Linked DNA regions of Homo sapiens: region 2 is linked to region 1. The links are chromatin contacts, found by Hi-C or POLR2A ChIA-PET in ENCODE. All regions are on one chromosome and are shown on one strand. Each heading gives the region's core, a stretch centred on a gene start or an enhancer-like site at or near the end of the contact. The rest is flanking DNA. Distances are from core to core; before and after follow the strand shown. Region 1 holds the start of LRRC8D-DT (LRRC8D divergent transcript). Region 2 holds the start of GFI1 (growth factor independent 1 transcriptional repressor).

Region 1 (3,222 bases), core at 269-2,768:
GTTTTGACCATGTTTTTTAAATGCTGGAAAACACAGCAGGGAGAAAATGATATGAATATGGCTCAATACTTTAAGTGTTGCATCATATGCTACTCCACATGGTAATGGAAGGCTGGGTCATCTAAGGACAGTTTCCTCTCCAACCTTCTAATCTGTTAGGTTTTAATCAACACGCACACATACACTCTCAATAAAAACGAGACAAATCTAACATAGTGTTCAAATATATAAATAAACTGTGCCAATTCAAGATTTTGGAATTTTTCCCTGGCTCCATAGATTACCTAATCATTTTATGGGGGGCTCCATAAGTAACCTACAGAGACCAAACACCCCAAATCAACTTTTCGTGACCCCTGTTTTAACCACCTAATTTTCATCTCAGATTCCTCCCCATCTTGCACTTGGATTTTAACAGGGATTTAGTTAGTTGGTGTCAAGACAGATGAAGCAAGAACCCCAACTCTCGCCTAGCTGACAGTAGGTGTTTGGTCACTATTTTTGGACTGCAAAAATAAATGCTGCCTGAGGACCCCATTTACAGGATATGGTGCAGGGTTCTTCCCACAGGTCTGTAAGAAGCAGAGGTCCCAGATGCTATGGCGAGGAAGGTCTGATCACTCTCATTCTTGGCACTGGGAGGGGCCCCTTATTTGTTTATAAGGTAGACAGCCCTCATCATTACTGCAAACGGGGATTCCCTGCCTGTCCAGACTCTTCCAAAGTCCGGTACAAACCACGTAATAGGTGCTCAATAAACGCTGCCTGTACGGAATTTTACTATCAAAGCTGCCAAGGAAAGTTTCCAGAAATCAGCTCTTCCAAAATATGTCCTCAGAGTTTTCTTTGTCCAACAAAAAAATATTTTTGAAGATCCAAGAGCAGGAAATCTGCGAGGCAACGAGGAGCCAAATATAAGCCAAGCGGCTCCAGCTGGGCCCCACATTCCGCTAGGACTCCCCAGTACCTATTCCCCATCTCTCCGCCTACATCCTGAGTGCGCCCTCCCTCTCATCTCGGCTGTTTCCTTCCCACAACCCTACCTCCATACTTTCGGCCACACACACCCCAAGTGCGTGCTCCTGGAACCTCACAGCCCACCTCTCCCTCTCCAGCAAGGACCTACCTCTCTTCCCCTCGACCTGCAGCAGTTCTTCTTCACTGCAGCTGGCTTTTTAAGAAATCAAAAAATCTCATTTATCTGCAAGGGATACCCCCTAGTAAAGGGTGACGGAAAGGAGAAGGCCCCTATCAACCCTCCAGTAACTGGAGGTGCTGGTCCTCCCGGCAACCACCCCCAATTCTCCTCCTTTTCAAGCCCCTGGACAGGATTTGAGCAGAAGTCCCGCTCCCAAGAGCCCACGCCTCCAAACAAGCTAGAAGCGGATTATACCGGTACCCAACCCGGAGACGGCCCGCGGACGGCTGGGTGCACCTGCGGGCCCCCAGCTCCCTCCCACAGGCGCGGGGGGCGGGGCGCGGGCCTTCACCTCCCCGCCCCCGCCCGCCGGGCTCCCAGCGCAGCCCACCCTGCACAGGAAGGAAGCGGAGGGGAGGCGATTCTGGAGAAGTTAAAGGGCTCACCTTTGGACGCCGGGCCAGCAAGGCCAGACACCAAACACCCACCTCCGGGAGGAACCAGCAGAGCCGAAACCGGCTCTCCCCGCCTTTCCGATAGGGCGGAGGGAGGTGAGAGAAGGGAGCGCGCGCGAGGGGTTCAGGAGCCAGGAAGCCGCACTCCCCTCCCGCAGGGCCGGCCGCCCGGGGCCGAAGCGGCCGACGCTCAGACTGCAGAAAGCGGAACAATCTCCCAGGCCCTGGCGGCAGCAAACGGGAGCCCACTCCGCTCGCCGCCACCTCCTCCCGACCCCCGGACGTCCCCGAATGAGTTCCCGGCCGCAACCGCAGCTCGGGCCGCGGCGCCTGCGCCAGGGTTGCGCGCTCCGGCTCGGCGCGGCTCCACCTGCGCGTCGCCTTCCCTCGCAGCCCCCGGCCCCTGCCGGGAGAGGTGCGCACCAACCTTGGGGTGCAGCTCGGCCGCCAAGCCACGGCTTATGCTGAGGCCGGAGGTGGCGGCATCACCCGCGGCGGGCGGCGGCTGCACCGGGACGCGCCGGGGCGGCGAAGGCGCGCTGCACCCTGGACCCTGCTCCCGCGGCCCCGCCCGCGGCTGCCACCTCGAAGCGCGGCGGAGGAGCCGGGGCACCACGGGCGGCGGCAGCGGCAGCGGCAGCAGCGGCGACGGGAGCAGCAGCACATGACTCTGTAACGAGGGGAATTAGACAAAGCGTAACATGGACTCCGGGCCCGTGCAGGCGCTGCAGCTCTGGGACCAACCGCAGCCGGCGAGTGCCGCGACTGGCCCGGCCGCAGCCAATGGGGCGGGCCCGGGCCTCCATGTGATTGCGAGCGCTTTCTCCGGTGGCCCTGCAGCGCCTGACCGGACGGGGTCTGTGTGGCGAGGGAGGGGACCCGGGGTTGGAGACTGGCGGCGAGCGACTGCTAGATGCGGAGCAGGTGCTTGGGAGGGGAAGAACGGCAGCCTACATAACCATCGCCGTAATGCTCTCGCAAGCGTCCACCTGGGCAGGGCTCGGTGCCGGGCAGGCGCAGCTGCCAGTTAGCTGCGAGGCATGGTCAGGAGCCTTCACCCGTCCTGGGCGAAGGAGGCTGTCCCGTCGACTAAAACTCTGATATTAAGACTTGGCGCTGGGGGTGGGGAGTTGAATTACGTTAAAAAGTCACTTAAGTGCCTTCCAACTCTAAGGAGAAGTACTTATCTGAGCTTTGGGGCACACACAACTACTACTTGGCATGGAGAGTTTCTCAGCTTCATGTGTTCCGTCTGTTATTGAAGCTGTATTGGAAAGTCGGTTCTTGTTTTTATCTGAGCCCGCCGTTTTCATCCCATTCTTTTCGTCAAAAATATGTTACATCTGAAAGAGGCAGATGAAAAGATTATTCTATGCTAAGAGGGTTTTGCAGCCCGATAATGTCACCGTTTTTTGTTGTTGTTGTTGTAGGATCGGGGTTCATTTGCAGTCTTTTTTGTGGGTGAGCAGAGGCAGGGGCCAATAAATAAATTAAGGCGGGATATTTGGAGTTATTTGGTTGTAATAAAATATGTGGTTCAACCCAGTGCTTTCATATCTTCTTTTATCTGAATCCATGTGTTTCTGTAAACCATCGGAAGTCTAATCTGTCTTCTACCAATATCTCTCC
Region 2 (3,222 bases), core at 512-3,011, 2.7 Mb before region 1:
TAGCAGGAAGTCAGAGATGGGTTCATTGTATCGTTATTTCTAGTCCTAGCTCTTCACTGTCCTTGGCAAGGTTCTTAACCTCTCTGGGTTCCCCTCTTCTTACCTTTCTCCTATTCTTCCCCAAGTGTGGGAGTCACACTTCAACACTATACACCCGGGAGTGTTGTGTTGTTAAAAAGTATTGTTAAATACTTTTTAAACGTGTTGAATACTTGTTAAATACTTTTTAAATGTGTATTTATTTATTTGAGTTAGTACTACATACACATGGTTCAACATGTAAAAGACATAAAGGGAAATTCAGTGCCATCTCCCTCCCACCTGCTCCTTTCTGCGTGTCCCTGTTCCAGTTCTCAGTTTTCTTTTTCAAACTCAGAAATCCCAAGAGTCTGTGAAGGGCAAATGAAAAGCAAAATGACTAGACTAAATCTGAATGAAAGGGATTTATTCTAAGGTGATACTGCTCACTGCTCAAGGTGCTTATCTGCCCCCTTCATGGGCTCCCTCAAGTTTTCTGAGACTTCAAACAGCAACACTCAACTAAACTATAAAATAGTCACAGCACCTTTTCGAGAAATTTTGACTTTGAACTTGCTAATATGCAAAGGAAATAGTCCAACCATTTCTCTAGAACTTGGTTGATAAGAAATTTTATTTTGTCCCATTTATAATTTTATTCTAAAAATTTGTTTTTTTCTGCTATCGAGTAGGAGAGAAGGGAATAAGGGAAAGATTTGTTTTTGCACTACTGTGAGATTTTTATACCTTAGGCCAGGACAAAGCACACAAGAAATAAAATATTAACAAAATGTCCTTAATTTTCCTTTCTGACCAAAATTGCTTGCCTCTGCATTTATATATAAAGAAGGGATGTGTTGAGCAAATGAAGGAGGACAGCTAGGCAGACAAGATTTGCCCAGCGCCTGGCATACAATAGGGGCACAGGTCATTGCTTAACAAAACGTATAATTTATTAATACATGCTCGAAGCACTGCTATACTAACCAAATATTCCCTGCAAAATTTTAAATTTACAGTGCAAAATAAGAATAATTTAAAAACTGTTTCTAGAAAAAGAGCTTTAAGGGCTTCCCCCCCCATAACAATTTAAGATTAACCTAGAACATGGTAGTTATTTTGCAAGAACTGGGGAGCACCACTCTCTTCTCCTTGTGCATGTCTGACATTGGAGGCCTATTGTGCACGAAGTTGTGATCAAAATCCAAGTCAATTCATTTTGAAAAGTAACATGACTACAACATCCATCCACTCCAATGAGCAAAGGGTGTAGGCTTTGAGTATACACAGCAGGCCACACACTATGGGTCATGGCATACAGTCTAGCGTTGGAGGTTGCTGCATTTGTTCATGTATCTATGAGTTAGGTTTTAAGTTTTTTCCCCCTGTTCTATTAATATAATTAATTAGTTAATTAACCCCACTCATTCATTTACTCAGTCCACAGCCTTTTGTTAAGAGCCCGCCTAGGACATAAAGATGAAGATCCAGTGCCTACCCTCATGAAACATAGAATCCGAGCGAAGAAGGCTTACTTTGCAATAGTCATCCAAGTGGTGCTTTTATGGCGCTTTACTGCTCCCGCCAACACCCAGTGCCTGGGTATGACCTCAGGCGGTGGCAGAGCCCGCGTGCGAGGTCCCGCTCTCCCTGGCTTGCCCCGGCAGGGCGGAGTCAGCCTAGCAGCCGCCGGCGCTGCCCCCGCGCGGCCTTTAATTTTGCAGCTCCGACCACCGGAAATTAGTCGAAGGCTGAGCGGACCCGGTCGAGAGCCGGCGAGCTCCGCGCAGGGAGGGTGCGCCCACCGGTCCCGCCGGGCGCCCGCGGGACGCGCCGCCAGGGCCCTCTCCGCCGGGGGCTCGGCGCTCGCCCACCTCTTCCAAATTTAACCATTACCTAAATCCGAAGGGAAATGAGCAAACCTCTCGGATTGGGTGTCAAGGTATTTTCAGCCTCGTTGGGCGTATTTATCCCCAAGTGTTTCCACAACAAGCTATTTCGGGGCCTGCGGGGCAGGTTTCGCTCTGCGGACGCCGTGGCCACTCGCCGGGCTCCAGGCCGGCGGCACCGCGGGCCGGTGATTCACGGTCCCGACCCGGGGGTGGTGCAGCCCTAGGAGGCGGCGGGGTCGGGGGTGGGGGGGGCGGGTGACCGAGGCCTGAGGGGCGGGGAGGGTCCTCGGAGCGGGGCGCCCCCCACCCCTCTCTCGCCAGTCAATCTGTGTCCTCAATCTGTGGCTTCTCTCGCTGCGGAAGTCTCCCTGGAGCCAAGAATAGTTCATTTTCTTTCAAGTCATTTCTAGTGCCTAAGTGTCCGGACCTCCAATTTCCCCCATCCCCTGCCGACCCACAGGGAGAGAACTGGGAGGACTACTAAGGGGCGCGCGGGACGGGCTGGAAAGGCCAGGCCCCCCACCGCCTGGCCACTTGCGCAAAGGAGCGCGCCCGGCCGCCCGACGGGGGTTGGGAGCAGGTCTGGGAGGGCTATGCGAGCGACTCAGTAACGCTCAGGAAGTGAAGCTTGTGGTTTTGGGGGCTGAGCTCGGAAGGAGAATTTTTTTTTTTTTTAAGTCAGAGAGATAGAGCGGTCTCTCCCGAAAGCAAGATTCCGTTTGAAAACTCTCCTAGCGCGGTGCCCGCGCCGTGACTCCGCAGGTAGGTCCGCCGAGCCTGTTCTGCGCCTCCTGCCCTGGTGGGGGCGGCCGCGGGGACTCGCAGAGCACTGGCACTGCGGGGGCGATCAGAGGGCGCGGGCGGTTTCCCACCTGCTGCGGACCGCCGTGCGGGAGCCCAGAGAGCTCCGGCAGCTGGGTTAGGGCGCGACCCGCGCAGTGTGACTGGAAATCTGGAGCTGGGGGCGCGCAGCAGGCGGTCTGGTGGTTCGGCAGGGGAGCCAAATCCACCAGGGAAGGAAACATCTGGTGGGGAGGCGGCGGCAGCTGCGCTCGGGAGGACGCCCCCTTAGCGCCCTCGGCTCCCTCCTTCCTGGGCCCGGACGGTGAGGAGAGGCCTGAGCGCGCGGAGGGGCCGCCCCACCTCCCGCGCCAGCTGCAGCGCGGGGTTGCCTTCCCACGCGCTCGGCCCAGGCCCCGGGGCCCCTATCTCCTCCAAACTCTGTCGCTCCCCACAGGAACCAGCAAAGCGGGCCGGGGTGCGAGAGAGGCGTGGGCTTACAGCCCGGGTGGGGAGGCGGCCTCCGCGTCCG

Evidence for each region. Hi-C counts contacts between places; a loop is a spot of excess contacts on that map. ChIA-PET counts read pairs that join two places held with the same protein, here RNA polymerase II (POLR2A). Pooled maps may share reads with other maps.
Region 2: a loop to region 1 is called in a pooled map, with 4 times the contacts of the local background. The contact joins the promoter of GFI1 here to the promoter of LRRC8D-DT in region 1. A Hi-C loop is called at or near these places in 1 of 37 single-sample maps with no recorded cell type and 1 of 50 pooled maps. POLR2A ChIA-PET finds 5 or more read pairs at or near these places in 1 of 52 experiments (activated T-cell).

The regions. Positions count from the first base shown.
Region 1 is chr1:89,820,090-89,823,311 of GRCh38, reverse strand. LRRC8D-DT (LRRC8D divergent transcript) reads left to right here and starts at 1,518. Exons shown (of 1, transcript NR_185885.1): 1 at 1,518-3,138. LRRC8D (leucine rich repeat containing 8 VRAC subunit D) reads right to left here and starts at 2,280. Exons shown (of 3, transcript NM_001134479.2): 1 at 2,021-2,280. RefSeq lists silencers at 1,311-1,530, 1,402-1,611, 1,702-1,801, 1,902-2,251, 2,692-2,751.
Region 2 is chr1:92,485,464-92,488,685 of GRCh38, reverse strand. It overlaps GFI1 (growth factor independent 1 transcriptional repressor), which reads left to right and starts at 1,761. Exons shown (of 7, transcript NM_005263.5): 1 at 1,761-1,960. RefSeq lists enhancers at 1,555-1,604, 2,505-2,654, 2,577-3,177 and silencers at 1,725-1,934, 2,025-2,134, 2,755-2,804, 3,005-3,184.